Regions from separate parts of the Mus musculus genome. Here all the other regions are linked to region 2. The links are chromatin loops, found by intact Hi-C in ENCODE. Cell type or tissue: left cerebral cortex. All regions are shown on one strand. Region 1 holds the start of Dcdc2a (doublecortin domain containing 2a). Region 2 overlaps Dcdc2a (doublecortin domain containing 2a). Region 3 has its middle 4.9 kb from the start of Mrs2. Region 4 holds the start of Aldh5a1 (aldhehyde dehydrogenase family 5, subfamily A1).

Evidence for each region. Peaks named below come from ENCODE experiments on the same cell type or tissue, not always from the same donor. Only the 100,000 strongest peaks of a DNase experiment are listed, where the experiment ranks them.
Region 1: a loop joins it to region 2, with 6 times the contacts of the local background. A loop is called at or near these places in 8 of 42 quality-filtered maps.
Region 3: it touches region 2 in a loop (13-fold over the local background); 32 of 42 quality-filtered maps call a loop at or near these places.
Region 4: a loop joins it to region 2, with 4 times the contacts of the local background. A loop is called at or near these places in 7 of 42 quality-filtered maps.

What each region holds. Positions count from the first base shown.
Region 1 is chr13:25,051,891-25,059,890 of GRCm38, reverse strand. It overlaps Dcdc2a (doublecortin domain containing 2a), which reads right to left and starts at 3,887. Exons shown (of 10, transcript NM_177577.3): 1 at 3,328-3,887. The coding sequence starts at 3,620. In left cerebral cortex, a CTCF peak has its summit at 4,410; DNase peaks (open chromatin) are centred at 3,521, 3,800 and 4,665; H3K4me3 peaks cover 1,698 bases; H3K27ac peaks cover 1,120 bases.
Region 2 is chr13:25,111,440-25,119,439 of GRCm38, reverse strand. Dcdc2a (doublecortin domain containing 2a) reads right to left here. Exons shown (of 10, transcript NM_177577.3): 7 at 34-193. Among named protein-coding and RNA genes, the nearest start is that of Dcdc2a, 59 kb to the right of the region's middle. In left cerebral cortex, CTCF peaks have their summits at 3,261 (motif pointing right) and 4,702 (motif pointing left); DNase peaks (open chromatin) are centred at 3,277 and 3,838; H3K4me3 peaks cover 811 bases; H3K27ac peaks cover 785 bases.
Region 3 is chr13:25,021,230-25,029,229 of GRCm38, reverse strand. No RefSeq gene overlaps it. Among named protein-coding and RNA genes, the nearest start is that of Mrs2, 4.9 kb to the right of the region's middle. In left cerebral cortex, a CTCF peak has its summit at 4,375 (motif pointing left); DNase peaks (open chromatin) are centred at 3,738 and 4,381.
Region 4 is chr13:24,934,360-24,942,359 of GRCm38, reverse strand. It overlaps Aldh5a1 (aldhehyde dehydrogenase family 5, subfamily A1), which reads left to right and starts at 4,699. Exons shown (of 10, transcript NM_172532.3): 1 at 4,699-5,109. The coding sequence starts at 4,792. 9330162012Rik (cDNA RIKEN 9330162012 gene) reads right to left here and starts at 4,959. Exons shown (of 2, transcript NR_102323.1): 1 at 4,757-4,959; 2 at 3,311-4,575. It also overlaps a transcript of Gpld1 not described here. In left cerebral cortex, CTCF peaks have their summits at 3,425 (motif pointing left) and 4,647; DNase peaks (open chromatin) are centred at 3,444, 4,649, 5,108 and 5,851; H3K4me3 peaks cover 2,420 bases; H3K27ac peaks cover 2,041 bases.

The DNA.
Region 1 (8,000 bases), 60 kb after region 2:
AGTGGATCTCAGCAATGAAACGAGCCTTTTGTGAATTTCCTGGAGGTGTGTCTATCAAAAAATAAAATATTCTGTTGTATATAGGATAATGTCTCCTGTTTTATATTCTAAATGTCTCAGACCTCACAGGTTAATGGAATGTGTGTGTGTGTGTGTGTGTGTGTGTGTGTGTGTGTGTGCATGCGCTTGGTCATGCACATGCCGCAGTTCACATGTGGAGGCTGGTTAACAGTTGTGTAGAGTGGATTATCACCCTCCATCTTCACATGGGTTCCAGAAGTCCAGCTCTCCTCACTCGGCTTACAGCACAAGCACCTTAGCCCACTCACCCATCTTGTTGGCCCCAAGAAACGTTTTGAGAAACACTTTCTAAAAGTGCTGTAAAAGAATGGTTTAAACCCTACTTGAACTTTGGAGGTGGTGTCAAAAATATTAGAAATGTCTTAGTGAAAGACGTCCCAGCAGGAAACTGATTCTCTTTCTGACAAGTATTTTACTGTCTTCCCCACCATGATGTGGGCTCAGAGCAGAAGCCCATGAATGACACTCACGCTCTTCAGCCTCTTTTGCTCTATCAGTTGCTTCGGTTGTTACACGAGCAATATGTGCAATGTTATAAAATACTAAGTTCCAAACACATTCAGCATATTCTCTTCTCAGTGTCTCTCACCACAAGCACGGGGAAATACTGACTTGCTACTCCAGTGTCTGTCAACATGGAAAACTAACCATGGGGGTTTCAGTAGCAAACTCGATTTCTGTGTGCTTAAGTGTGAACTAAAAGCAAATGTTAACCCTGCAGATCCACTCTGTACACATAAGAAGTGGTTTGTAAGACAAGCTCTGGTTGGCTGGAAGCTGTAGCTTATCGTTCTGAGTTGGTAGCACCACACCAACAAAGAGAGACAAATAACTAAAGTTTACAGCTTCCAGCTGTTCAAATCTGAATGAGATTTCCTTTCTCTATTATTACTGTATTGTATGTATTATAAGAAATATGTGCTGCCATTATATATTATAATAAGTAATATAAATTATTCTCTATCTAAGTGGCTGTTTTTGTTGGATTTGAGGCCATTGTTGTTTGAGATTGGAGCTCACACCGCCCAGACTGGCTTTGAACTCCCTCTGTAGCCCAGGCTGGTCTTAAACTCCTGCTCTTCCTCCTTCTATCTCCCAAGTGCTAGGATTACAGATCCTACTACTCCCAGCTATGGGAATAACTTGATTTGAAATATAGACATAATTCAAGATACTGGCCATAGAGTTGCCTTATGTTACAAAACCCATTTCTATCCATAGTTTTTACTTTTTTTTTTTTTCATTTTAAACATAGGGTCTCGTGTATCCAAGGTTGGCCTAGTACCACATAAAGCCAAGTTTAATGACAACTGAGAGATAGAGGCAGGCAGATAAGGTTCAGGCTGATCTTGAACTTCCTGTGTAGCAGAAAATGACCATAATTTATGATCATCCTGCGTTGCCTCTTAAGGAATCAGGTTGCCTAGTTTTATGCAGTTCTGGAGATCAAGGACTTTGCACATGATAGGCAGCACGCTCCCAGCTGAACTACATCCCCACTTTCACCATACTAGAAATTGACCAGTTTATTTCAAAGATTTGTCCAAGGGCACAGCTATAAGTAGCTAACAAAATCTAAGTCCTCTGCTTAAAGCTCCAAGTTTCTGAAGATGGAGGCCAGATGTCAGGAGTTCAAGGTCACCCTTGGATACATATGGGGTTAAAGACTAGCCTGGACTAAGGGAGATGCTTTCAAACAAACAACACAAAAACAGTTCTAAGTTTCTTTTAGACATAGGGTTCCATTGAGCTCTTTCCTCAAGGGTTAGATAAATCATGTTTAAGAGAAGTTTCAGAGAAGGAAAACATAAATCCAGAAGTATCCTTTATCTTTCATAAGAAGAAAGTTTCCATCCCCTGTGAGCAAGATCCCTAGAGCTCAGCTTGTGCAAGCCAGATGAGCACGGCAGTTATAGAGAACTTTCGTGGTATTTTGGTAAAAATGCTTCCATAAAGTTAGAAAATAATCACAGGAAACAGATTTATAATAGATGCTTTTTAACTTTTAGCTATCATGGGATCCAGGATAAATTTAAATTAAAATATTGTATTTTAAAGCTATAGAATATAGAATTATCTATGATTCCACAATTCCATTGGTAGATACAACTGAGAGATACAGAAAGTGGTAAACGGACGTCCACAGAAACATCCTTCATAACATCCCCAAATATCCATCAGCCACATAGGGTGAAGGAAAATCATTAGATCCACGTCATGGGAAACCACTCAACCATACAGTGACATGGACACCCGCTACAGTGGGGATGACCCCTGGAAAATGTTACAATGGCAAACAGAGCAGACACAAAGTCCCTTGCCATACTACTCTATCCTACAGACACAGGAAATAGCTTAGTGGTTGTCTCAAGCCTGAAGGAAGGAGAACTGGGAGGTGTCAGGGGTTTTTTTCGGGGAGTGATCGAAATGTGGTAAAAATGGATTTCTAGTGATGGTTTGCAATTCTGCAAATCACCAAAGTATATGTCAGCAAAGCCTTAAAACACTCATGCAATGTAGCTCACTATCCTGTCCACTCCCGACAACTCCCACACAAACTTAAGTACTTTTCTTACTGTACCCATCCCTTTATGGTTTGCATTAGAAGTATTGGTGTGCAGGTTGGAGGGCCTCAAAGACAAGTCAACTCCACAGCCCTGAATCTCCCTTGCTAATTCACAGGAAATGACTGTGAGAGAGCGCCCTATCCAGACAGTAGCCTAGAGATTATCATGAGCCAGACACAAAAGTCAGTGGACTTTTCCAAGCATTTTCTGACCAGCACCAGCACCCCGGATACAGGAAGAGGGCACAGCGCCTGGCTCTGCGCATTCTGCTTGCAATGAAGGAATTCAAACAATGAAGAGGGAAGTCACAACAGCGCATCCAGCCCTCGAATTAATTCGTTGTTGGTTCTTTTTTTTGGGGGGGGGGGGGTAAAGGGCTTTAAACAAACAAACCTGTAATCCCACACTTTGGGGACTGAGACAGGAGGACTGCGGAGAGTTCTAGGCCAGCTTGATCTAGTGAGTTTCAAAGGAACATTACAGACACTGTCTCAGAATAATAAAATAATCCTGCTGTTTCTACACTGTTTAACCATTCACTTAAAATCTGCACCTACTGCTACTGAAGTTAAATTCCTTCTCCAGTTTCAACTCTACCAACAACTGCCAGCTCCCTGATGGCACCCGGAGGTTGCCTCCTATCAACCACACCCCACAGAGCCGGGGCACACAGACTCACTTGAGTTTCTTGAACGCTTCCGGGCCCCCAGCCACATAGTTGCCCCCGCTCTCTATCTGGTCCAGTTTTCGGATGCGGTGGCCCGTCCTCGGGGTGTAGATGTTCCTAACCGCCCCAAAAGGCGCCTGCACACCGCCAGTCACTTCTTTGAGGAAGACATCGAAGCTGGACACCTTCTTCTCGTGAATGACGACACGCCGCCCGGCGAAAAAGGGGTCCCCATTGCGGTACACCAGCACACTCTTCACCACCGGCTGCGACAGGTGGCTGGACCTGGAGCTGGGACCGTTCATCTTCTCCGCGGGACGCCGAGCCCGCAAGCACTCCACCGGCCTGCAACAGCAGCTCGTGGACCGCCTCCTGCAGGGACAAGGAAAGCTAGCGGCAGGTGAGGAAGGGCTGCGGGGCCAGCCCTAGCAGGTAGCAATTCAAGGAAGGCGCGGCACGGACGGCCAATCAGCGCTCGCAGGCTCGCACACCTGTCTCCCCCGCCCCGAAGCATCCAGGTGTGCAGTCTGGGAACCCACGCCGCTCGGGCTTTAAACCCCTGCGCGAGCCGGGACAGGAGGGACAGCGGCGGCCGCGCGCGCACTCAAGCGCGCACACATGCACCCGGTCTCAAGTGCACAGTATTAACATGGCGAGACTCAGTGCCTAGCATCACGCATCACGTCTGCGTCGTTTCTCCGAACTGGCTTCATTTTCTTACCCTCTTCTTGCACACTAACGCCACCTGCTCATTCGCTTCCCCCACCACCACCATCCTGCCCCCCGCCTCCAAAAGCCATTTCTATCCCTACTAAAGTTGCTGGGACTTTCATTTAAGGAAAACGAAATACTTTAAAATGCATTGAGAAGTTCGGGCGCAGTGGCGCACGTCTATCATCCTAGAATTAGGGCAATTCTAGAATTGGGATTGGAGGATTGACTCGAGTTCAAGGACACCCTGGACTACCTAGCAAGTTCTAGGCTAGCCTCAAGTATAGCCAAACTAAATGAATATCAATAAACTAAATAATCTGCAGTTTAGAAGCAGAGAGACGACTCCTGACCCCGGCGCTCCATTCTGGCCAGCGCCGCCCAGTGGCGAGCCTCGGGTGGGCCCTTCGCGGTGGTACCTACCGACACTCGCGGGCAGTGGGGGAGGAGCTGGGGGAGGGGCTCAGGTGGGGGCGGGGCGGGTTGCAGACTCTGGGCCCCGCACCGCTGTGAACCCTAAGCGGCCGCGCGTCTCTAGCACCGGTGCTCCCGCCTCCGCCGTTAGTGTCTTCAGAGGGCCTGCCTAGGCCCGCGGGGAGCCCGGTTTGTTTTTTCTCGCCGTTTCCATAGCAACTGCAGCCTCGCGCCCAGAGCTAGCCTGTGAACTAGGCCTGGAGCGCGCCTGCCTCCCTTGAGCTTCTCTGGCTGCCTCTGGCATCGAAGTCGTGAGGGGTTTGGGAATGAAGTTATCATACCCAGCGCTGTGCTAGGGTGGAGCTTGGACACCCACACACAGCTAGGTAGGTGAGACCCTACAGTATTTTCTGTGCTTACTATGTGACGAAGGATTAAAGAAGACTTAAGTGACTGAAGAAGACGTGCTGTGCCCAGAGCCTCCATGCTAGCTGTGTAAATGATTAGACTGTGAAATCCAGATAGAGTGGAGATTTTAATCAAGAACTTCGGCAAAGATGCAGGTGGTGGAGAATGCCTTTAATCTCAGCACTGGGAGGGCAGAAGGCTGGAGGATTAGCCACAAACTCAAAGCCAGCCTGGTACAGAGTATGATCCTACCGACCCCACCACCAACCGCAGCTCCCCAGAAAAACTTCAAGCATACAAACAAGAACCTCAGAAGGGCCAGGAGTGCTGACACAATCTTTAATGCCAACCCTTAATAATAATATAATAATAAACAACCTCAATATAGCTACTTTGTCCTGTCCAGCTGTCCAGTTTGGGGTGCTTATAAAAACACAGATATAAATAGTTCTGCTGAAATGAACCAAACCACTGTTCCCCTTACTCCTATTAAGTCTTTAAAAATATGTCCATTTTTAAAGCAGACATTGCCTTTTGAACGGGAAATGCCCCCCAGAGGCTCCTGTGTTTGAAGACTTAGTCCCCAGCCAGTGGAGTATTTGCTGTGAGTGTGGAACCCCTTAAGAGGTGGGTCCTGAGGTTGACAGACTTTCTCTCCAGTCTCTGATTCCTGATTCACATAGTTGTGAAGGAGCAGCCACCATCAGCTCCTGCTGCTGCCAAGTGACCACATGCCACTGTGTTCCCAAGCATGCTGAACTGTATGCAACCCCTCAGACGGCGAGCCAGGATAAACCTCTCCTTATTTCACTTGTTTCTTGTTACCTATTTGGTCACATAGACAGGGAAAGGAACAGCAAACAACAGCCAATAGCAGCAGGTGTTCCTAACTCATCGTATTTGAGCAAAAATAAATTTTTAAAACTGTACATTAATCATTTAACAAGGTACCAAGCATTAGGTAAGGCACTTACACACATTATCTAATTAATGCTCACAATGATCTTCAGATGTAGAAGAGGATGATGAGAGAAACTAAGGAAATTTACCTGAGTAAGTTACACACAAGGCTTCAAACTCCATCTTCTCCCTTACCCACACCCCTTAACCATGCTGACATAGCAATCTGAAACATGAACCAGCATGAGGGGATTACAACATGGAACAGAAGAATTGCAGTTCACCACCACCATCAACAGAGAGAGAGAGAGAGAGAGAGAGAGAGAGAGAGAGAGAGAGAGAGAGAGAGAGAGAGAGAGAATCTGATATGGCTCAGGCTAGCCTCAAACTTGCTCTGCAGCACAGGATCATCGTGAGCCTCTGGTCCTCCTGCCTCCATCTCCTGAATACTGTAACTGTAGGTGTGCTCTGCTACTGCACAGAGTGCTGGAAATCAAACTTGGGGGCTTCATGCACACTAGGCAAGCACTCTACCAACCAAGCTGCATCAGTGGCCACAGAAATGTTTTCGTTAACATTGTAAACTGTAATGGTGCCTTGAACGTTGGTAGCATTCAAAGGGTCCAAGAACACTGAATAACACAGCAAGTAAGAGGGGAACTTCTGGCTCTGGGGATACACAGGTGGAAGGTCGGTGGGGAGAAGAACTGTGAACAGTCAGCTGAGCACTCCGACCTCCCACAGTGTAAAGCCCCCTGCTGCCCACGCCAGCCACACCCAAAATGAAACTGTTCAAACAGCTTCCCACTGAAGGAACAGAGCACTAAATGAAGATCACAGTCATTCTGGGTGTGGGTCACCAGTCTGTGAAGCCACCCACATCTGTATTTCATGCCTTTTGTGATGGTGTCACCAGCTGGATTTATCTCCTGAGTCCACTCTTGATCATGGAGCCTTAAATAAAAGCTTACCTCCATCTTCACCTCCCTGTGCTGAATAAAAAGGGTAGCAAGAGAAAGCCACTGAGCACTGGCTTCTCCCTTCCTCCCATGTCCTGCTTTGTGAGTTGTAGGGTCGGGAGCTGCTGCTACTGCTCCTGTCACCTTGGGTCCACCTGCTACCGTATGTTTACCGTATCCTTCGTTAAGTTGTTTATCAGGTATTGGGACAAAGCAATGAAAACACAGCACACATTTCCTTAAAATATTCTCTTTTTCTTTGTTTCCCCTGGAGGCTTGAATAAAAAGGGCTTCCATAGGCATTCAAAGAATGGCACCTTTAGGTGTGGCCTTGACTGAGTAGGTGTGGCTTTGTTGGAGAAAGTGTGTCAGTAGGGCGTGTGGCCTTTGAGGTCTCAGAAGTTCAGCATTTTCTTCCTTCTGCCTACAGATCTGGGTGTAGAATTCTCAGCATCTTCTCCAGCAATGTCTGCCTGCATGCTGCCATGCTCCCTCCATGACAGTAATGGACTAAACCTCTGAACTGGTAGCTAACACCAATTAAGAATTTTCCTGTGGGGCATAGTGGCACATGCCTCTAATCCCAGCCCTCGGGAGGCAGAGGCAGGCGGATTTCTATATTCGAGGCCAGCCTGGTCTACAGAGTGAGTTCCAGGACAGCCAGGGCTACACAGAGAAACCAAAAAAAAAAAAAAAAAAAAGTTTTCCTTTATAAGACTTGCCATGGTCATGGTATCTCTTCACAGCTATAAAATCCTAAGACCTTCCCTTTCTCTACAAGTGGACTCCTTTACTCATTTGCTCAAAGCTGAAACTTGAACATTGCTCATCCTTATACATTTAATGGCCGCAGAGAAACAGCCAACTGCAGCACAAAATAAAAGTCTGTGTATCTTAACCCCTCTCCCTCCCCCCCTCCCTCCTCCTCCCCCTCTCCCGCCTCTCCCCCTCCCCCTCCCCCTCCCTGCTCCTTTCATTTGCTGAATTGGTACTGAAGTGCTTTTGTGTTGCAAAACCCCAATAGTGAGCAAAACAGATCAGAGGTGCCCTAAAGTAGAATTAGAAGTTGCTCCCTTGGGAAGGATGCTGCTGTGTGTAGGACATAGGAAAAGTTCGCTTCTACTAAGTGTGTAAAAGGTATCTATTTTCCGATCTCCTCAGCCAGCCCATCTGAAAGAATGCTGCAAAACAAAGGTGTTCTTTTCCCCCTTTCTAGCTTAAAATTCTGCTGCTGGGCTGGCAAGATGGCTCAGTGGGACTACTCTTCCGAAGGTCCTGAGTTCAAATCCCAGC
Region 2 (8,000 bases):
GAAATGACCGTTAGACCGTTGACCGCAACTCACCATTGTCTGGGATTGCTTGGTGGGAAGTCTTCGACTTCACACTCTGTTTCACTTTCGTGGGTTTTTCTGAGTTTGAGTCTTTCTTCCCTTTCCTTTTCAGAGGCTGAGGAGATGAGTTATCACTAGACCCGATGGTTGACTTGGATTGCCGATAATTTCCCTAAATGACAAAACATTAGACCGTCACAACTGGCTCGTGAACTGTTCCCAGTACATTCATGTGGCTAACTAGTGAGCCCAGGGACAGACAGGGCCCTGAATTAGTTTCCAACTGTTGGTCTTAGTATCTCAGTAACCGCAAACACACCTTCCTAGAGGCAGGTGTAGCACAACACTCCTTCCCCTAGGGCTGGGGATGGAGCTCAGAGGCCCAGTGCTTACCTAGCACATGTTGAGGCCAGGATTCCATCCCATGGCACACAGAGACAAACAGAAAATGAAGCCATTCCTGGGCTGGGGAGATAGATGGCTCATTCACATGCAGGAAAAGCCCAGCATAGAGGTTGTACTTGCAATCCCAACATGGGCGGAGGGGGATCCCTAGAACTATGTGGCTATCTAGCACCCTATCCATCATATTGCCTGATGGGAAGGGTCTTGTGTTATCTCTAAAATCAGAGGATATAGATATGGATGTATGTAAAGATATAAAGTCAAATCAGGGACAGGGCTGTGACTCTGATAGAACAAGCACTTGCCGAGCGTGTATGAGACCCAGCACTCAATCTCCAGTGCTGCAAGAATGCAGTAAGTAAATAAATAGATAAATAAATACATACATACATACATACATACATACATACATACATACATACATAAACAACTCAACCATACTGGTACAATCTTTATGCAACATCTGTACTGTGCTACTGTCTGAAAATAATGTAGTAATATTAAATAAACAAATATGCCTGGAAGCCTATTATAACTGCTCATTTTAAACATTTATATATTCAGTCACCCAAAAGCATTTAAATTGTTTTAGCCATCACCCAATTAAGAACAGAAAAAAAAAATCCCCATCTTACAAATGAAGTTATTTATGCAATTTTGTCACAGCCTACAAGAAAATGAATTATGCATAGATTTATTAACAGTATGAAAACTTGTCCAAATCTATAACATTTTTGCATAATTTAATTTCCCATTCCAACTGCAATTTAGACATCTAGTTTCCATTTAATTATTGTATGATCTACAAGCAGAGTTTTTTTTTTCTTTTCTATTTTTCAGTACAGTCACTGTCTGGAGAAGACAGACAGACAGCAGGACAGGAGTGGAGCTTCTGCAGTCGCTAGCAAAACCCAGACTGGTCTGTATTTAGTGACGTCAGTACATCCTGTGACTTGAACACTGTAAAATTCGTGACAACAGCAACCCTTCACAGACGGTCAGTGCCTTATTAGAAGGTTTGGAGATGCTGTTAAGCTTGGAAGGACTCTATGGAAACCCATGGGTAAGGGAGTGGGACTCCAGCAAGGGCAGGACTGTGTGACAGAAAGAATGGAGACCTTGTTGTCGACCACCTAGGGGGTTAATAATATTACCTCATTTTCAAAGGGTAAACCACTCAGAGAAATGGTTTAGGGAACACTAAGTAGGATGGTCTGAGGGCTGGGAGGTGTCTCAATGGGTACATGTGTTAATGTCACCTTAACTTCCTCTTGGGATAGTTAGACCAGAAGCAAGCCAAGCAGGAATTCTACACCCCTCTCCCTGTGTCTTCCACTTCTGTGGTTTGTGATCTGTAGCATATCTGTTGTCTGTCTGTTGTGTGTGTCTGTCCCTGTTGCCTGTCCCAACTAAAACCTTTGTTCTATATTTATTGAACAGCATAGAAAATGTGGCATGGGAAAGGAATGGTGAATTCTCTTTTTTGCAGAAAAAAATTTTTTTTTTCTGAGACAAGGTTTTTCTGTGCAGTCATGGCTGTCCTGGAACTCACTCTGTAGACCAGGCTGGCCTTGAACTCAGAAATCTGCCTGCCTCTGCCTCCCAAGTGCTGGGATGAAAGGCGTGCTCCACCACTGCCCGGCTGCAGAAATCTTTAGCAGGGTTTACAGAGAAGTTACTTTACTGGCCCAGAGTAACACTCGGAACTGCAAACAGAGATTATCAACCTATATCCACATGTGTTTTCAACATTTTGGGGAATATTTGTTTTGTTGCTTCCAATCTGTTGACTTCTTTTAGCAAATGATAAGCAACACAACACACACACACACACATGCACACATGCACGCACACACGCACGCACACGTGCACTATTCCTGATGGTCAGGGGCATGGACTAGCAGCACATAGTTTAAGGTTAAAGCCATGTATTTAGCATTGTCTACTGAAAAGAACTCACTTTCTCCAGGCACGGTGTTTCTCCGACCCTGCTTTCTCCCCTGCTCCACATCCTGTCTCCCTCTCCCTCTCTGTTTGTGTATGTGTGTGGGAGAGGTGTGCACCCCTGGATGCAGATAGAGGCTTCACATCTGGCACCTTCTCTCTCTCTCTCTCTCTCTCTCCCTCTCTCCCTCTCTCTCTATTTCTCTCTGTCTCTCTCTGTGTGTCTCTGTCTGTCTGTTTCTCTCTCTCTGTGTGTGTGTGTGTATGTGTGTGTGTGTGTGTGTGTGTGTTGTTTAGGCGGGGTCTCTCATGAGTCCTAGTTGGCTAGTCTCTCCTCTCTCTCTTTCCCCCTCTGTGTGTGCATGTGTGTACGTGCGTGTGAGCACGTGTGTGTGTGTGTGTGTGTGTGTGTGTGTGTGTGCCTTGTTTAAGCAGGGTCTCTCATGAGTCTGAGAGTTCACCGATTGCCTACACAAGCTAGCCAGAAACCCCCTGAGGATCTCCTGTCTCCATCTCCTTCCCATAGGGCCTTTTGTGAGTTGGCCTTGCTGAAGAGCTCCTACAGCGCGCTATGACTCCGTTGACATCTCTCTCACATGCACCTACCGATGGCAGGTTTGAGCTGCCTATCCTGACAGCAATTTCAAACCTACACTACAGAATGCAATTTGGGGGGATAGGAAAATTTCTTTTTAATGTATTTATGATTTGCCTCACAGTGACTTCATGATAACTGATTGATTCGTGGAAGCAACTGAGTCTTGAGTCAAGACCATGGAAATCCTAATATTTAACCCCAAACTACTGACCATAAAATGCATTTGACCGGACATTAACAAAAACAGACCAGTTCGCTTTTCAGCGTTTCTGTCATTTTCACCTTTTTGCCACTAGAGGGCTCCCTGATCCCGTGCGGTGGAACAACGGAGGCGAAGGATCTGCATGTGTGGAGCTTTCTTTATGAAAATAAGTCACTTTTCTTTTTTATTTTGAGACTAGAATAATAACCTAAAATTATTCTCAACTTATCAACTTCTGCATTTCTCCCACTTATCAGTCGCTAGAGCGTTTTATACGATGAATTCTACTAGTTGTTTTCAGTCTACCTATATCCCAAAGCCCTATTCCTTCCCCTCCCCACTCTCCCACCCACTTTTCCCGTCCCCACTCCCCACACCTCCTTCTCCCATAGCCGTTCTTCTTCATGCAATAACACAATCAATAGGAAGCTGTGTGCGAGACACACATGCCTCACAATCTGGTTCTGCGTCCCCTTTAAGGTCAGTGCTGAGGGAGGTCGACAGAAGCGCCTGAAGTAGGAAGCTCCACCCTCCTACACAGGCCTCTCACTCATCCCCCTCCCGTGGGGCTAGACAGTTAATGATCTATCAAGCCCAGCGTTCTCCAGAGAACCTATTAATTATAGAAAAGGTGTAAATTAGTTCTGTTAAAAACCAAGCTTGTGACTGAGTTTACTGGCATAGGACGCGGTGGCGGCTCACTGCCAGGCATCCGCACACACCCTGTGTGGGTTGAATGAGAACTTGGTGTGCGCCAGGCACCATGCTCTAGATTGCTCTCTCCTCAGATGAATACCAACCATGCAGCAACAAACCTTCACTTATTTTCTCTTCCCTTGTCCTGACCAAGTTCCTCCAAGTTATTCCCTACTTGACATCAAAGGCACCAGGCATAGACTTCTAGAGAACACTAGAGAGGGAACCTATACGCAGTCAGGGTTTTGAAACCTCTAGAGGTCCAAGAACTGCAACTGAGCCCCGGAAGGAACTGCACCAATAGCTGATGGGCAAGTAAACTGACCAGCAATAACACACTCAAAGAGGTTTTGACAGAGAGCCCTCCCGTCAGCCCTGCAGCCACAGAGCCCAGGTACCTGCATCCCGTACTTAGACTCCAACCACCCTCTGCCTCTTCTATTCTTTCTCTGACATGTGTTTGCCATAATGACTTTAAACATTACAAACCAAGGGATGGAGATGGGGCTCAGTGGTCAAGAGCACTTGCTGCTCTTGCAGGAGACCCAAGATGGGTTCTCAGGACCCATGTCAGACAGCTCACAAACACCTCTAACTCCAGTTCCAGGGGATCCGACACTCTTCTAGCCTCCATGGGTACCTACTATATTCGCGTATACAAACACACACACACACACACACACACACACACAATTTCTTTCTTTCTTTTTTTTTTTTCTTTAAAAGTATAAGTCAAGGGCTGAAGAGATGGCTCAGAGGTTATGAGCACTGATGCTCTTCCAAGATGTCCTGAGTTCAACTCCCAGCAACCACATGGTGGTTGATAACCATTTGTAATGAGATCTGGTGCCCTCTTCTGGCCCACAGTTATATATGCAGGCAGAATGCTGTATGCATAATAAATAAATCTTTTTTTAAAAGTATAAATCAAATGCTAGCAGTCTTCCTTTAAGCCCCTCAGTGGCTTCCCGTGGAGGCCTGGGTGCAAGCCTTGCTTGGGTCTGTATGACTGGGCTACCAGCCCCTCCTTGTTCAGCACCAACTGCCCTGGTCTTCTCCCTCCCCTTCTCCTATTACATTCTTTATCAACAATTTGGATAACTTTGGCTCTTCTACCTCAGCTTCTTCCCTGCCATCTCCTTCCTGCATGATTGGCTCCAAGACATCTCCATCCTCCTGACACACACACAAGGACTTGAAAGATCCGGGAAGATCATGGTCAGTTTCTTTATAACATTAAATGTGTATAGTCATTCTTGGCACTTAGTAAATAAATCATCAACAAATAATGTGTTGAGTGAACACCTGACTGGATGAATGGACTGATATAATAGGTTGATAGAGCGAATGGGTTGACAGGTGATAGTATAGGTGAGTGGGTAGCTTGTAGTGTGGAGAGATGGATGGCTAACAGAGAAGATGGATGGATGGATGGATGGATGGATGGATGGATGGACAGATGGATGATGGGTGGGTAGGTGGGTGGGTGGATGACAGAGTGGGTAAGTGCATGGCTGATACATAGATGCAGATAGGTGTCAGGGTGGACAAGTGGGTGGGTAAATGGCTGTTGGAGTGGATGAGTAGATGGTAGGCAGAGTGGATAGCTGAATGTCTGATAAAATGGGTCGTAGTTCTTAATGGAGTAGAAGGATGCATGGCTGAGAGAGGAAAGATGTCGAGCAGACGAAGCTTACAGCTGAATGACAGAGTGAAGGATAGAAGGCTGACAAGGAGGAAGGCTGGGTGTTTGGTGGAGTGGGTAGGTGGATGGCTCTTGGAATGGGTGAATGGATGGCTCATAGAGTTTACTGAGGGGTGGTTGGCTGTGTGGGTGGATGTGTGGCTGATAGTTGAAGGATGGATCACTGATGAGGTGAATGGGTGGGTAGCTGATAGAGTCCGTGACAGCATGAATAATGAATAGATGGATATTCACAGCACTCTGGGAGCACTGTGAGAAGAGAGACAAACTGTCATTTTAATTTTTATATTTTAACATATGAGGGCAGGTTTAACCTTATGAGCCTCTTTTCTACAGGATGGAAATATGCCTTATACCTTAGAGTCACTTCTTCAGTGAGGCCTCTGCATAGCTATCTAAATAGGTTTTCTCTTTTTAGACTCTCATATTGTTCTGAAGGCTTTTTTTTTATTTCATTTTTATCATACTCTGTAGTTATCTCTGCTGACTTACAGAATTGTTAGGTCAACAGCTATCTCCTGTAATAGACTACAAGCATCAAAGAGATGCCTGTCTTTTTACTCATCTCTACCACCACCACCACCCCCCCCCCCCCGGACAGACAGACACCTGGACAGTCAGGCATCGTTCTGGATATTCACATGGTTGCAGAAAGCCTTCCTAAGGAAGAATCCCAAATGAATGAAACATGTGTCTGAGACATGTGCTGCCGAGCAGCAACTACCTTACATCTTTAGTGGAAATTTTAGCTTTTCAGACTTCGTACTAGCAAATACAAACTTGCAAAGCACAATAGCAGGGAACGTGAAGGGCTGAGTTGGGACCCTGTGACCCTGGGTCGGTTATCCAGTTACACTGGGTCTCTGTAGTTATACTGTGCTGCTTGTCTATAGAACTATGAGAGTGGAGAGCTAAGACTGACATGGCATGTACACAGACAGAATTCTGCCACAAGGCCCAAAGGAAAATATGAGAACAAAGTACAATTCTTAGGGCTGGAGGGATAGCTCAGAGGCTAAGGGTGCATACTGTTCTTGCAGCACACACAAATTCAGCTCCTAACACCCACCTCAGGCAGCTCACGGTTGCCTGCAATACCAGCCTCAGGGCCTCTGACACCCTTATCTAGCCTTGGCAGGTATCTGCATTGATATGCGTGCACCCCCTCAAAGGCATATACACATACTTAAACATAAAATAAACCTTAATAAATTATTTCCCAAAACCTTAAACGTATGGGTTTCATTTATCATTTTAATGGTGAAGTTTTTGTTTTGTTTTTTTTAGCTACTGATATAAATTCTCCCCTTCTCCTCCTCCACCCTGAGAGGTTGGATTTTCTAGGCTTATGTCGCCTGAGGTTGTCACTAAAGTGTCCCCTCCAGGTTACTACTCACCCATTCCCTCAGGCTACATTACTACTGATGCCTGTCTGGGCTATGCTAGGCTGTCCTGTGTGCTAGCACAACCACACAGTGCCTCAAATCAGGTCATTATGTGGCTAGACAAACCAACTCAGCATCTCTGAAAGGAAGCCATTACTAACTATTTCTTCTGCCTAGCCTCTTTCTAGTCACTGAACTACCATTTTCTCTGGCATCTGAGCTCAAAGCCCTGTGGTTCTCCCTGCTTCTATCTTCTCCATCACCCTATCTACCCAATCAGCAAGCAAGCTCTGTGTCTTCAGGAATAATAACCTCTTCCAGCTTCCCTTGCTGTCTGCCTTACCAAGTCTAGACTCGGATTGTTATACGCCCAGGCTTACCTAAGGAATCACACCAAATAAGGCTCTCTCTGCATAAAAGATCTGAGGTTCCTCAACTAACTCAGAGAGCGTCTTTCTTTAATCTCCCAGGGCCTCTCAGGCCTCCTCTACTCAAGGAGAAAGATGGACTTTCATGCTGGAGTTCAGGGTCATAAAGAAATTGACTTCTCAGGCACATCACCCTACACATGCTGAGGGTCTCTGTTGAAGTTTGTTTAGAGATTCACTGACCACAAGGTGCGAGGGTCAAAATCCATACTGCAGAGCAAGCAGGTGCATGGTGACCCTCTCTGCCATTTGCTCGGTGGAAGGAAACCTTTGTTACTTCTACACTGCATCTTTCCTGGTTTGTACTGTTTGGTTTGGTTTGGTTTGGTTTTGTATTTGTATTTGTTTTGTTTTTTCAATTTTAAGTACAGAAGCCAGGGGCACCTGCATTATGTCTTCAGGATCAAATTTAAGAGAAGGAAAAAGAAGGAAGGAGGAAGGAGAAGGAAAAAGAGAAAATATTATTTCTGAACCTAAATTCATGGCTTTTGTCTTGCTTGTCACTATTTAGGTCCTGGAGAGAACTTGGCACAGTGGGGTCTTGGGTGGACACTGAACACTGGCTACCATGTTCATGGCATCTCTCTGTACCCATTTCTCTATCCCAACGCCACCC
Region 3 (8,000 bases), 90 kb after region 2:
GAGAGAGAGAGAGAGAGAGAGAGGGAGGGAGGGAGGGAGGGAGAGAGAGAGAGAGAAGAGGAAAGAAGAAAAAGAGAAAGGGAAGAGGAGAGAGAAAAGAGAGGTGAGAGGGCAAAGGAATAAGAGAGCGAGGTGCGGGCTGAGCACCCCTTTTTATGGTCTTCACTGTTGCTAGGTAACTGGGGAGGAGTTTATACTGAAGGTCAGAAGCTTGGGCCATTGCTTACATGACTACTGACCATGCTTTTCTTGTGGGGGCTGTGGGAGGTGGTACCTTAGGCAGGGGCCGGAGTTCCAGGAGCATGAGGGAACGCCTACAGTGTCATGAAGGTGAATTATGTCCATCGGGGTTCAGACCTCAGCTCGACTGGAGACCAGCCTGCAATTCCGCAGGTACAGATGTCATAAACAGTGTCTAAAAATATACAAAGCAGAAGCCCATTAAGCAGTCGTGCTTCTGCCTGCTCAAGGACTCACGGTAGGCTGAGACAGGCTTGCTGCCTGTCACCCACCGGGTTTCACCAAAGGAAAAAATAGTGCAGGCGGAGATTCACGATTTGTTGCTATTGTTGATACATTGTGCAAATCCTTTCATTTCCACCATTCCAAGGTATCTTTTCTATTCTCAGAGTGACTACAATGTTACACAACCTTGGGTGGGGTGGGGAGTCTGTGTCTACCGGTTCATTCTTTGTCAGCTTAACACCTTGAGTTATCTGGGAACAACAACCTCAAGTGAGAAAATGCCTCCATCAGATTGGCCTGTAGGCAAGTTCGTGAGACATTTTCTTGATTAGTGACTGATGTGGGAGGGCCCGCCCACTGTGGGCAGTGCCGTCACTGAGCAACTCATTCTGAAAAGTGTAAGAAAGGTAGCAGGTTTGTACCACAGTAAAAGCCAAGATTTTAAGCTCTACTAAAAACAAAACAAACAAACAAAAAGACTTCCTCTATTTGTTCATTAAAAATCTAATAGTGATATATTATTTTAAAATAACATACAGCTAATATAGAGTTATTTAAAATTTATATTGAGAAAAACATGTATCTTCAGTATTGCTGTAGACAAACATCTACTGTTCAATTGACTGTTGTTTTATATCAAACAATTTTTATAATACTTATTTTTATTGTTACAATATTTTATGAATTTTAAAGAATATGATTAAAAAAACAAAAGGTATTGTAGGGTTTTTTTTTAGGGGTGGGGGCTCTCCGGGAAGAGTTGGGGTACAAAAGGGAAAGAAGTATGTGGTGTACGTCTATTTACTCAAAATATGTTTTTAAATGTTAACAAATTCAGATAAATTGAAATTGTGTATCTTTTCTCATCATAATGCAATAAAACTTAAATCAAAAGAAGAAAGAAAGGAAGAAAGAAAGAAAGAAAGAAAGAGAGAGAGAGAGAGAGAGAGAGAGAGAGAGAGGGAGGGAGGGAGGGAGGGAGGAATGGAAGGAAGGAAGGAAGGAAGGAAGGAAGGAAGGAAGGAAGGAAGGAAGGAAGGTAGCAGTATGTTAGCCTGTAAAACAAGCCAGTAAGCATCTCGTCTTTGTGACTCCTACATCAGTTCCTACCCTGGCTTCCCTGGGTGATGGACAACAAGCTCTCAGGGGAAATAAACTCTTTCCAGCCCAAGCAGCTTTTGATTGCGATGTTTATTGCACCAATAGAAAGCAAACCAGGCTGTGGGTGGGAGGGCGTGTCTTTTTAACTTTGAGATCGTCACTACTGTTGAGTGCCAGCCAAAACTGGATGCGGTGGCAACACACCTGCGATCTCAGTACGAAAGGGGTAGAGGCAGGAGAATCGGGAGTTCACAGCCATCTTCTTCTACATAGCAAATTCAAGGCTAACCTGAACTATGTGAGACCCTGCCTCAAAACAAACAAACAAACAAACAAACAAAGCCAAAGAAGAAGCATCAGAGTCTGGAGAGATGGCTCAGTGGATGAAAACACTTGCTGCTCTCTATAGCGAACAGTTTCCAGCACCCATGTGACAGATCAACGCTATCTGTAATTCCAGTCCCAGGAGGATCTAATGCCCTCTTCTGGCCTCTGCAGACACAACATATATATGACAAACATACAAAGCAGCAAAACACACACATAAAAATAATTTTTTAAATAAACAACCAACATCAAGTACAGTTAGATGATTATGTCTGACTCCATTGTCAGAAGGCTGTGGGTACGGAGGCTCAGGCCTGCAATCTCTGCACTCAACAGGCAATAGCGGAAGACCATGGGTTTAAGGCTAACCAGGACTGCAGACATTCTTCTCAATAACTAAACCAAAACCATGGGGTCTTATTTCCTTTTTTAGATATCTGTTAGTGTTTCATTCATGGCTTTCGAAGACTTTTCCCAGTTCAGTAACGCTTGTAAAATGGTACTGTCACTGCACATAGAAGATATTCTGTTTTGTTTGCTTTAGGGTCAAATGACTTAGGTCATGGTGAATTTTAATAAAGAGAAGGCTGATTCTAAAACCTACCTCTTGCCGGGAACAGTAGGGAGAGAAGTTAACCATTACAAGATAACAATTCTGCAGCAAGTGATACCACTGATACAGAAGTTACTGGTTAACTGAGCCCAGCTTCTAGCATTAATGGGAAGGATGGCCTTAATAAGCTATGTTGTCCTGTACCATTCAGAGCCTGGGGATTCTCAGTCAGCAGACCAGCACACAGAGGTATTACAAAGACCAGGTATCTACTTGCATGTGTCAATCCCTAACTTAATGGTAAACTACAGCAGATCTATGATTATAAAATATGGCGCTGTTCAACCCATCAGCTTTAAACCCCACTAGATACTTCACTGACTTTTCAAAGGAAACAGTAGCGCCCATTGGACTAGCTTTGGAGGTCACATGTTCAATCTGGGATACTTCCTGAGGGTGCTCTTGCACAAAACCATTGGTTTATTCCTCACTGCCACAGAAAGAAAAAAAATCATGGCATACAGTGTCTCTGTTAGTAAACGTAAAGATTTTTAAGAAGGTTTGAGTTGATTTTGAAAGAGAAAAAGGACAAGTTAAGTTAATGTCAGGAATGGACTCAAGGCAGAAAGAGGAGGAGGAAGAAACAAATCACACACATTTTTAGCACAACCAAACTTAGGGTGTGGCATGTACCGGAAGCCTTACCCATTAACTTGTCAACTGTAACTTGTTAACTGCCTTGGCAAAGCAATGGTTATGATGTGGTTATATTACATATGCAAACTAGAGTTTGGTCCCTTGTCCAAACTCTCACCACATCATCCAGATATGAGCATGCTCAGTAAGGCATATGGGATTTTCCTATGTGTGAGTGTGTGTGATGCTGGGAATTGAACCAGGACCTTATGCAGGCTAGGTAGGCTCTTTACCACTAAGCTGCAGCCACAGCCCTGCTACCACATATACAAGCTCTAAGTGACTTAAGACGCCATTAGCTGGCACTTAACAAGTGTACACATCTATGGGATACAGTGGTATATTCAGTTTGTTTACGAGAGATGCAAAGTCCATCAGATCCGAGTAATCGGCATATGCATTGTCTCAACACCGACCATGTCTTCATATGGGACTGAAACCCCAGTTTGCTTTTGAAATAAACAGTTGCAGCCAATCATAGTTTGCCTGAGGCGTTCAACGTTGTTAGAATTGTCCCTCCAAATGAAATGCGCTCTGGTACTCATGGATGAATTTAACTTTAAGGTGAATTCTTGAAGGATGCCCCTCAGTTGGTAGAACGCTTATGGAGTATGCATCAAGCTCCGAGTTTCCTCCATCTGCAGCTCTGAATAAACCGGGTGTGACACCACACGCCTATAAATAACCCCAGCCTTCAGAACTGGAGACAGAACCATCAGAAGTTCAAGGTTATCTTTGGCTACACAGACATTTTTAGACGAGTTTGAGCTGCATGAGACCCCATCTTTCCTTCTTTCTGTTTTTTTAAGGTAAAAACAAAACAAAAAAAAATCAAAATCAAAACCTGATTTTTAAAGATTGCTCACGAAAGCCTACAAGGTAAAGACACTTGACACACAAGCCTCACGACCTGAATTTGATCCCTGGAACCCAGCTTTAAAAAAAAAAAAAGTGACCATGCACATGTGTAATCGAAGCACTCCTACAGTAAGATGAGAGGTGAGGCAGGAGAGTTGTTTCAAAGCCAAAGCCAAAGCCAGCTACACTAGGGTATGCAACAAGGCAGAGACAAACAAGGAAGAGCCTGCCAGAACAGGGCAGAGAGAAAACCAACTCCCCAAAGTTGTCTTCTTACCTCCACCTGCACACATGCACAAAGCACACAAATAAGACAACAATAAAAATTATTAAAAAAAAAAAAAAACAAGTTGAACACAAGGAACAGTGCACCCCCTTGTGGCCAAACTCTTCAAACATGGGGGCCTGATCTTGAAACTTCAGAGCCCTAAAGAACCAGGTTGCTGTAAAACTTGAATTTAAAAAGAAAAAAGACTCAAAAGGCTGGACCTTCACGTTTCAGAAAATAGACACAAACAGGGCTGGTAAGATGGCTCAGCGGGTAAGAACACTGACTGCTCTTCTGAAGGTCCTGAGTTCAAATTTCAGCAACCACGTGGTGGGTCACAGCCATCCATAATGAGATCTGATGCCCTCTTCTGGTGTGTCTGAAGTCAGCTACAGTGTACCTATTTATTATAATCAATAAATCTTTGGGCAGGAGCAAGCAGGGACTGAGCGAGAAGAGTTGATCGGAGCAAGTGGGGCTGAGCGGGGCCGACTGGAGAGAACAGAGTCCTAAATTCAATTCCCAACAACCACATAAAGGCTCACAACCATCTATACAGCTACAGTGTACTCATATACATAAATAAATATATCTTTAAAAACAGACAAATAATATATACAAGTCAAAATGATTTTCAGGGGCCTAGAGAGATGATGGCTCAGTGGTTAAGAGCATTTACAGATCTATGTTAGTGGCTCACTACCATCAATAACTCTGGATCAAGGAGATTCAATGCCCTTTTCTGATATTATTGTATTTATATAGTTATATATACATATTACATATTATAAATATAAGTAAATACAAAAATGCATTTCTACATTTAAAAGGGTAAATTTTAATAGTGGTAGGGTCTAGCACTATTAGTTTTGCAAACTTTATTTATTCATTTATTTATATTGTTAAACATATTAATTGCATGCCCATGTTTATAGATACATTATTCGCAATAGCCAGAAAAATGAGCCAGGCTTGATGCCTATCAATGGATGAGTAGATAAAGAAGATGTGGTGAAGATACACAGTGGAATTTTATACTGCAGGGGGAAAAAGTAAAACTGTGACCTCTACAGCAGAACAGAAACCAGAAACTGGAGACCACTGTGCTAAGTGAAATAAGCCAAACTTAAAACAACAAATACTCACATGTCTTCTCTCATACATGGAACCTAGATTTAAAAGTGTATGTGTGTTTGTGTACTATAAATTACACATTTATGTTCGTATTAGTTCATGAAGTGATAAAGGGACTCACGAGAGGAGAGGGATATATCAAGGGAGATGGGAAATGGGGCAGTGGAGTAGGTGTGACAGGGAAGCAAAAGAGGGGTGGACTGAGTGTAGACAAAGTCAGCTTGGGGGAGGAGCCAAAACGGCGGGAGGGAAAGGAGCAGAGGAGAGTATAGAGACACACAGTAATGAAGAGCATTGATGCTTAGCCTAAAATGTTAATTTTTAAAATGAAAAACACAGAACTTAACAAACGAATATGATCCACTGCAATATTTCTACACGTGCATGCAATGTGAGTTTTGAAATTTTGATTCCCCCCCCCCACTTAGGGCTTTTTTCGTTTTATTGACCATGGATTCTTTTCTCATATCATACATCCTGGTTATAGTTATCTCTCCTGCCCCTCCCACTTCCTCCTCCTCCATGCTGTGACAAGAACAAGGCAGCCCTCACCAGAAACCAAACTGACAGAACCACCTTGCCTTGGACTTCCAGCCTCAAAAGTTTGGGGCTTAATAAACCTTTTTTTAATACATAAAGTTCTTAGGGTGGTGGAACCCCAGAGATAAGCAAGCTGAAAGAGCCAATAGCTCCTACTACTGCAGAAACCAACGAAAGGGAAACAGCTGCCCCAACAGGTCCCAAGAAGCCAGGTGTTGTCCACCTCTGAAAAGAGGGAAGCACCAGATGGGAGAAAGGCCAACCCTCTCAGAGGAGCCTTCAGTTCCAATGACGGCTGCCCTGAATGATGAAAGCTGAGAGGGCTTCCTGGTGGAAGACCTTCAAAACACTTTTATTTGTTCCTTAGAGCCTGAGTAGAAATGTCCTGTGGGGTGCATCATCGAACAAGAAAAGGACTGACAGCTGATAAAATAGTCTCTGTTTTCCAAGAGCTGGTCTTATTTACAGAGTTAAAAATATTCACAGGTCAGAGTAAAAGGAGGCCCAGAGGGGAGGGGAACGTTTCTCTAGGTATAAAAACCCTAGCAAGCCCCATGGAGGCAGGGACAGTGGGCATGGGAGCTACTGGACAGACTGAGGCCATGGGACAGGGCTGACTGTGGCCAGGGAAGTTAAGGGCAAAACGCTTCTCCAGCCAGCAGGGTTGGGCCTGGCTCTTGGCCTGCAGGCTCCATCATGGCTTTGATCCTGGCAGGTGCTCCAGGAATTGCATAGTGTTGCAGAAAGTGTGGCTGTCCCCAAGCCCTGGCCCATAGCCACCAGGCACCCGCTTCCTGCAATGCATGGCTCACATGTCAGGGTTATCAGGACGCTGATCATTAGGGCTGGGAGCTGGGATTGGGAACAAACCAAGAGGAGAAGCAGCAGATCTGAGCCCCCACAAAGGGTTGCCCTAGGAAAGCCTCAATGTGGCATAGAAAATGTTAACTTTATTTGGTCTGGAAGCTTTGCCCTCTGCCATAGTCAGTAGCTCATGACTCCTTTCTAAATAAAATTGTCCAGAACACTGGTGTTGACTCCAAATGTCCCAAACCAAAAGATCTCTTACATCTTTAATAAGCTTTTGCCAGGCAACCCAAAGAACTTAGAAGGAGAGGGATCTCCGAGCTTCGCAGCTTAGAGGAGGTGCAGGATAGGATGTGAGGCCCTAACCCTGGAAGCGGATCCTACCGGTCAACCCCACCTTGAGGCTTAAGCAGCGTAAAGTTCAATCCCACCTTGAGGTGTAGAGGGGACTAGTTAGGATACAAGGCAAGATGGATCCCCTCTGCAGGAGACCGATTGATTTTGTTTTTCGGATAAGGCTAGCCTGGACCTTACTATGTAGCCGAGGCTAGCCTTGACTCTAGTTGCTCAGCTTCCATTTCCCATGGGCTTAGGTTATAGCACATACCACTACACCCAGCTTGACGTTGGTTTGATTTTTTTTTTCAGATAGAATACTATAGTCATGGGTGGGTTTTTTTGTTTTTGTTTTTGTTTGTTTGTTTGTTGGTTTGTTTGTTGGTTGGTTGGTTTGGTTGGTTTTTCGTTTTGTCTTGTTGCAGTTAACCTGATGTGCTGTTTGTCCATTTTCTCCCTTAATTTGCAGTGGCTTTACCTTTTCTTTTAACAACTTCATGGTGGAGAAAAGTCCTAGATTTGGTGCTAATTCTAGGGCTGGATACAATGACCTAATATGTGCTTTACTGCTCAGACAGTTTTGAGTCCTGAGTAACAACGTGCCACATTGGCCTGACATGTCCAAGGTGTTCTGTTCAATGTCCTAACCCTGCTTTTAAAAACCTAAATAAAGCCGGGCATGGTTGGCGCACGCCTTTAATCCCAGCACTCGAGAGGCAGGGGCAGGCGGATTTCTGAGTTCAAGGCCAGCCTGGTCTACAGAGTGAGTTCCAGGACAGCCAGGGCTACACAGAGAAACCGTGTCTCGAAAAACAAAACAAAATAAAACAAAAAACCAATAAACATAAATTGGACTATTAACAAGACCATGTGTCTGAACAGCTGCCAGCACTTGCCCAATGTTTTTCAAAGGTC
Region 4 (8,000 bases), 180 kb after region 2:
TGGGACAGTAGGTGTGAGCTCAGCATATCAGACTAACTTTTTGTTAAGTGAGAAAATTGACGTATAAATCTAGAATTTTAGCTCTCTATACAGAACCAAATAAAAACCCCAAAGAACTGACTTCTGGCCCTACATCCCTCTGTGACATGACACCCAACTGGAGTGGGGAACCAGTGTCCCTAGGATGAGTAAGCTCTCCTCTGTGTCCTCTTGTCCTAGCCACCCACAGTCAGTGGCGGATCCCCCAGTATTACTATGCGTGCTGAAGTCTCAGTTGGCCTGCCTGTCCCTCTGAGCCTCCTAAAGTCTGCAGGTAAGATGATAGTGATGCTAAATTAGGACCTAAGAGCACCCAAGAATAGTCAGTCAGCCAATAACAGAAAATTGGGGGTGATGGCGTTTACTGTTGTCCCAGAACTCTAGAGGCTGAAAACGGATGGTTGATGGAAGTTTGAGGCTGGCCTGGACCACACTGGGACCTTTTCTTGAGAACAACAACAGGGCTGGCAAGATGGCTCGGTGGATAAAGATACTTGCCAACAAGCCTGACTGATGACCTGAGTTTAGTCCCCAGGACCCACACGGTGGAAGGAGAGGACTGAGTCTCCACCCGCATACACAAGTAAATAAATGCAGTAAAAAGCTTAAAACAACGACGAGAAGATAGCAGATAGAGGACTGGCAAGAATCACCAGGTGAAAACCCTGACTAAAAGAGCTATTTAGGCAGATATACGAAAACCAAGCCACATAAAACACCAGAGAAGGTAATGGGTTCCATTACTAACCAATACTAACCCCGGATTCCTTATATATTTTATACATTCGAAGCTTAGAATGACCATATTTGTTAATGCAACAAAAACTGGAGGAATCCCTCACTTAGTGCCATGTGATGGCTATGCAATAATGTTGCTTTTTTTTTTTTTTTTTTTTTTTTTTTGAGAAACGCTGGGGAGATGCCTTTTACTCATGACATCACAAGCATGAGGACCGCATTCCCACCCTTACCAGCATTTAAAAGCCAGGCACAGTACTGTGCTCCTGTAACTCCAGGGCAGGGGAGGCACAGGCAAGCAGATTCCCGGAGTGCATTGGCCAGCCATCCTAATCAAATCAATGCACTCCAGGTTTGGAGAAAGACCATCTCAGAAATAAAGAGGAGGAAAGCTATTGAGAAAGATACCTGATGTTGACCTCTGACCCCTATATCGTACATGCCCACATGTTTATGAAAATATTTTCCCCCCTACTGCTATCCACCTTGCTAACGCAGGCCTTTTTTATAAAGAGACAGTGTGATTCCATCACCCGGAGCTTCTCTGAAATGCAAATACAAGTTGAAAAGCAAGGGTGCAGGTATCCTAGGAGCCTGTGAGAATGTGTGCCTCATTTGCATACCAATCCTGCTAGCTTCAGGCTGAGGGACCTTGTGCAAGTTATTAAAATATGCTTCTGCTTCTCTGTGACTCAGAGGTAATAATAGTTTCCACCTTATGGGTCATTGTGTTTATCAGATGAGCCAATGCACAATGCATTTTAAGTGGAGATCAGTATACTATAAGTGCAATATTCCTTCACAACTATCATTCAGAAGAAAACTCCCCCACCCAAAAGACTCACCAGGGACTTCTATTATTTTCCCTGTTGATTTTTGTTTAATTTGGGTTTTGTGGCATGGGGGATCAAATCCAGGGCTTCCTTCATTTTAGACAAGTGTTCTAACACTGAGCTATATCCCCTACCCATTTATTGATTTCGTTCCTATCAATAAACCAACTTTGCATTCAGTTTAGTCAGTATAAGATTATTTCTAAAAATTTAGATATGGGTATAAAACAAAGTTGGATGAAGTCAATTTCAATTGAAATGAAAACTAGTCTCCATATGCAGATAAATGATGAAACACAATATTTTTTTATAAAGCTGCATGTAATTTAGGCTCTCCTCAAACCATCTATGTAGCTGAGTTATGCCTTGATTTATTTAAGTGTGTGTGTGTGTGCATGTGTGTGCGCGCACATGCACGCCTGTGGAGATGAGAGGACAAGTTTCAGTACACACACACACACACACACACACACAGACACACACCTGCTTGAGGCAAGGTCTCTCTTCATCTTTCTGCTTCTCAGAGTACTCCAGGCTAACTGGTGCATCTGGGAGATCCGTCTGCCTTCAGCTCCCACCTTGCCATAGGAGTGGTGGAACTGCAGCTATACCCACTGCATCCACCTTTTTACATGGGTTCTGCAGATTGAACTCCGGTGATTAGGCGTGTAAGGCAAGCACTTTTACCCACTGGGCCATCTCCCCAGCCCTTACCTTGAATTCTCCATCTCTTTGTCTCTACATCTCTGTGCTGGAAATGCAGGCCTGAGCCCCCAAGACCAGCTTTAGATACAATTTTAGCGTTCAAAATAAAGCATAGCTTTCTATGTCACTGTTAGGAATAATAATAGCTCATCAGGTGCTTGCAGCCAAGCCTGATGACCTAAGGCCAATCCCAGGGACCCACATGGTAGAAGGGGGAAAAAAAAATCAATCCTGGCAACCCTCCAGTTCTTCACATAAATAGGTAAGTTTAAAATCTAGGAACTGGAAGCTCATGGTACCCAGGAACCCAAGGGGAGAAGAGGCTCCGCCCCCCGTGACTGCGTTTCTCCTGTGGGTCCTAGTGAGCACCCATCCAAGATCCGGGAGTCACGGGGAAGAGGCTGGAGGGAATTGTTTCCACTCCAAACGGGGGCTTGCTGGGGAGAAGCATCAGTGTAGGAAGTTTCGGGTGCCACTTAATGGACTTCTCAGACCATAGGGACAATTGCCTTGGTGAGCTCCTTCCTTCAACAAGTAAGTAAAAGCATTTTACTACCGCGTTGCTGTGAAGATTAACAGTAAGACTAAACCTAAATATTGTGTGCTTAGGCTTTTGGGAATTTTTGTGGGTTTTTTTTTTCTCACTTTCTAAGAAACAAACAGTGAAAGTGCTACGAGACTTCGGTGTTACTCCTAGAGCGCAAATGCAAGGCGGGCAACTCAGCTGAAAAGGAGAGTAGGCAGAGCTTTTACAAAGTTTCTCAAGCCAGGAGCGGTGACTTGCTTGAATACTCTCAGATTGATACCGTGGATTCCCTGAGTTCAAGACCAGCCTGGGCTGCATAGTGAATTTGACGTTGGCTTTGGTTACCAAACAAGATGTTTTTCTTTTATTTCTGTTTTTTTTTTTTTTCAAGATGAATCTTTACAGAAATAAAAGAAAAAAGGGGAGGAAGAGAGAGAGAGAGATAACGAGAGACAGTGAATTCTATATTGGATCCCGAGACACAAAGCCGATTTCAAGTTTGGGGTCTACAGTGATTAAGACAAGATCTGAAGGAATGTCCAGAGAAGATAGAATGGTCTATGAGTAGAGCGCCCCCTACAGGCAGCAGGAATACAGGCCGGCCAGCTTGCGATAGCTGAGAAAGCCACCGGAGGCCCTCCTTATCTTGACCGCTTCTCGCTCCAGTTCCCTTAATAAAATACAGGACAAAGTAGTGAACACACACAGCACATATGTGTGCACACCTACCTGTACACACAATTAAATCCTGCTATTGAGACTTCTGCCAGATGTATCTGGCACATGACTGGGAGGCTCTGACTCAGCAGAAGACAAAGCCAACAATTAAAAGAACATCCAAGGCATTTTGCAAATACAATATTCTAACTGGGGCATGTAGTGCTCGCCTGTAATTCCAGAACTCTAGGAAGGAAGACTGCGAGATGTAGGTCATCCTAGGCTACATAATAACATGTTTTCTCAATAATAACAACAACATTTGACTCCACGTATTCTGAACACAAACCTGCTGTTTCTTTTATTCAAATTAAAACTTAGGGTTTCTTTCTTCTGCAGAGTTTGGGGCCCAGATGCAGCAGGAGGATGAAGATTTTGTTTAAGGTGATAGTGCTATGTTCAATCCTCACACCCCTGTTGATTTCTTTTTTAAAATAGGGTCTCAGCCTTGAACTTACCGAGAGCCTCCCAAGTGCTGGCCACAACACCGGGCTTATTATTACTTCTAGGATGATTGTTTCCAGTTACTAAACTTCAGCTCTGTTAGTTGCTTGATGTACAGCAGCTACGTCACGAAGCAAAGGGCAGTGGCTTGGGAGCACCACTGCTCAGGACCAACAGAGGACACACACAGAAAGCATGCAAGAGGAAGCCTCACTTCGACCCTAATTGAACGGTTGCCCCAAATCTCAGTACTCAGGAGCGCTGTGCTCCGAATTCATGAAGGGGATATGTAGAAAAGCATGCAAGGAACCGATCACTGAGCCACACTTCACCCCTCACTGAACAGTGATCCCCAGTTCCAATGCTCAGTAGCCCGAGCATATGAAACCGCGAGTTTGGCCTTTGGTGCCTTCTTTAGACGGAGTGCATATTGCCGGGGCTGGGGAACTGGGGAACAGAAAGTGCTCCCGTCACAATTAAGGCCTAAAGAAATGACAGGTGAGCATCCGACATTGAGAACGGTGAGTTATGTGCACGAATTCATCTTGCTGGGAGTCTTTCCATTCGCAGGCCCTGGAGAAGAACGTGCGGGGAACACAGTTCAAGCTCTGTCTCCTCGCAGCTCCAATCTCAACAGCTCAGAGAGAGGGCGCTCTCGGTGTCTCCGCCACCCCGCGCGTCCCCGCCACCCCGCGCGTCCCCGCCGCCGGGCTCCCGCTTTCCCGCGACCCCTGAGATCCTGCAGCTCGCTTGCCTGTCCCTTGCCGGTGTCGCCGCTACTGCCGGGCCATGGCGACCTGCTTTCTGCTGCGGAGCTTCTGGGCCGCGCGTCCTGCGCTGCCGCCTCCCGGCCGCTTCCGCCCGGAGCCCGCAGGAACCCCGCGGCGCAGCTACGCCAGCGGCCCCGGGGGCCTCCACGCCGACCTACTCCGCGGGGACAGCTTCGTGGGCGGCCGCTGGCTCCCAGCCCCCGCCACCTTCCCGGTGTACGACCCGGCCAGCGGCGCCAAGCTGGGCACCGTGGCCGACTGCGGGGTACCCGAGGCCCGCGCTGCTGTGCGCGCCGCCTACGATGCCTTCAACAGCTGGAAAGGGGTCTCGGTCAAGGTGAGAGCACCGCAGGTGCGGGATCCCGGCCTAGAAGGAAGCAGAGATCCACAGAGTGAAACAAAGTGAAACCGGTTCCTCGGGATACACAGTACGGAAAGCCAGAGCAAACAACAAAAAGAGATAAATTAGTTTGGAGCATGCGTACGGTTATCAGATCCCCTTCCTACATGTATCGACAGGTGTGCATAATAAAAGTGAGCTATGTCAGCCAGCCTATCTGAGAGAGAGAGAGAGAGAGAGAGAGTAGAAGGAAGATGAGAGAGAGCCCTGTATGTGAAAGCTGTATGTAGGGAATGTGTATCTGTATATGTAGGTTGCATGTTGGGGCTGTATGTGTAGGAGCTGTGTCAAGGACACTGAGAAAGGACATGTGAGCTTCGTTCAGAGGAGGGAAAAAGTCTAGGGGCATTCTCTGACTTTAGGTCTAAATGCGCTTACTAACAGAGATGGCTGGACAGTGGAGGGTAGATGGTGAGGACAGAAAATTATTTTAGAAAAATTCTTCCTCCTTTATTTTTGATAGTACCCCTGCAGCCAACCCCATGAAATCATAGTCTCTTTATCCTTCATTTCCTGCTGCTGTCTCCTGATGAGGGTACAAGCACTAGAGCCTTCACATTGGTCCACCCTTCGTGGGGGTGCCACGTATTTCTGGAGGTGCTTGGAATACAGAGTCCAGAAAAAAGGTTGGGGGAGGCTGGAGAACGGTTCGCCTTTTGAGATGTACTTGCTGCTCTTGCAGAGTTTCTGGGTTCAGTTCTCAGCGCTCCCGGGGCAACTCTCACCAGTTTGGGACTCCAGTTCCAGGGGATTGCTGAAGGCACACATACATGCATGCAAGCCAATGCTCATATGCATAAAATAAATGAATCTTAAGAAAATCCAGCCCCTTATAGAGCTTACGTGATGTTTTGGAGATCCAAACTGCAAGCTGTAAAGAGCAAGGAAGTGTGCTGGAACTGATGAATAATGTGGGGGCAAAAGACACATGCAGGCCCAGAGGTCAGAGGAGAGGCCAAGGTGGCCATTTGGGCAGCTTACAGTGACAGGAGTGTGTCTTCCTGCAGTTCCCGAGGCCAGAAGTCAGAGGCTGTGCTGGCTAAGTTCTATGTGAACTTGGAATAAGCTAAGGTCATCAGAGAGGAAGGAGCCTCCATAAGACTGGACTATAGGGAAGCCTACAAGACATTTTCTTAGTTAGTGATCAGTGGAGGAGGGCCCAGTCCGTTGTGAGTGGTGGCATCCCTTGTCTAGTGGTCCTGGGTTCTATAATAAAGCAGTCTGAGCAAGCCATTGGTAAACAGCACCCCTCATTGGCCTCTGCATCAGGTTCCTGCCTCCAGGTTTCTGTCCCTGTTTGAGTTCCTGTCCTGGCTTCCTTCCCTGATAAACAGTGTTGTCGAAGTGTAAGCCAAATAAACCCTTTCCTCACCAACTTGCTTTTTGACCATGATGTTGTGTTGCAGCAATAGAAACCCTAAAACAGAGATCAAGATGGCGGCAGGCCTGGTTTCATCTGAGGCCTTTCTCCCAAACTTGTAGACATCATGCTTTTTCTCCAATTGGTCTGTGTGGTTCTATCACCGTGGCCTTCTTCTGGGGCCAGTTGTTGACTGAAGGCCTAGCTGCCTTTAATCACTTCTTTAAAGACTCATTCTGAGGCACTGATGAGGTGACTCGGGGCTTCAACACCTCCCTCTAGCAGGGGGCACATTTTCTCCTATAACATCAGGGTTGGCCTTTCTGAGGATATTAGGTATAAGGATGAAGAGAGGCAAGGGGAGATCCTGAGCAACTCGGGAACATGGCTACTGGGCTTCCAGAACAGCAAGGAGGCCCTTGTGGCCTAGAGTGGACCAAGAACTAAGAAGAGATGCAGGGAGCTGTCACAGAGCTTGGGGAGGAAGGAGCTGCTTCATTCAGGACCTGTGGACCATCTAAGGACTTCCCAGTAGACTTTGATAATGGTAATGGGAGTTCTGAAAGAGGCTGTAAGAGGGCCGTGGCCGATGAACGGGCCTGTGCTTGCTTTTGTTATTGTTGTTTCTTTGTTTTGGGAATAGGGAAGTTCTTGAGGCATGCTAACTTGATAAAGAAAATAATTTTGTTTTCCCTATGGATTTAGCTGGTAGGAATCCACAATCAATAGTAGCCTGTACTGTTTGGAGGTCTATGGGACCTCAGTGGCTAACAACTCCAAAAGACATTATCCATTGCTGGTACTGGGTTCTTTATTTGTCAGCATGTGGTGCTTAAAAGGGTGTTGCTATCCTGTTAGAGAGTAACTTATTTTAAATCCCTCTATCTATGGAAGCTTTTATAGTAGACAGTAGGTTTCCATATGACTTTAAAAAAGAAAAAGAGAGGTCTTTAGTGTTATTAAAAGCTCTTGCCAGTGCTGTGGGTTACCTCCCAGAACATGATGGTAAGACCTATTGCTGAAGACACCAAATATTTGAGTGATGGGACAAAGAGGCATCAAGCTAGACGTGATGTAGAAATTTCACTTCTATCGCTGTCGTAGAGCTGGACAGTGCTGGGTGTGTGCTGGCTGGATTGTCTTGTCAACTTCACACAAGTAAGTCACCTGAAAAGAGGGAATCTTAATAAAATGACTGGCCTATAGGAAGACCTGTAGGAGATGATCTTGGTTGATATGAGATGGACCAGCCCATTGTAGATGGTGCCACCCTGAGCGCCCTTGAGTATGTAAGAGAGGAGGCTGGGCAAGCCATGAGGAACAAACTAGTCAGCAGCTCTCCTCCATGGCCTCTGCATCAGTTCCTGCTCCCAGGTTCCTGCCTCCAGTTGCTGTCCTAATTTCCGACTGTGATGCAGAAGTGTAGGATAAAAGAAGATGCTTTTCCTCCCCAAGTAGCTTTTGGTCA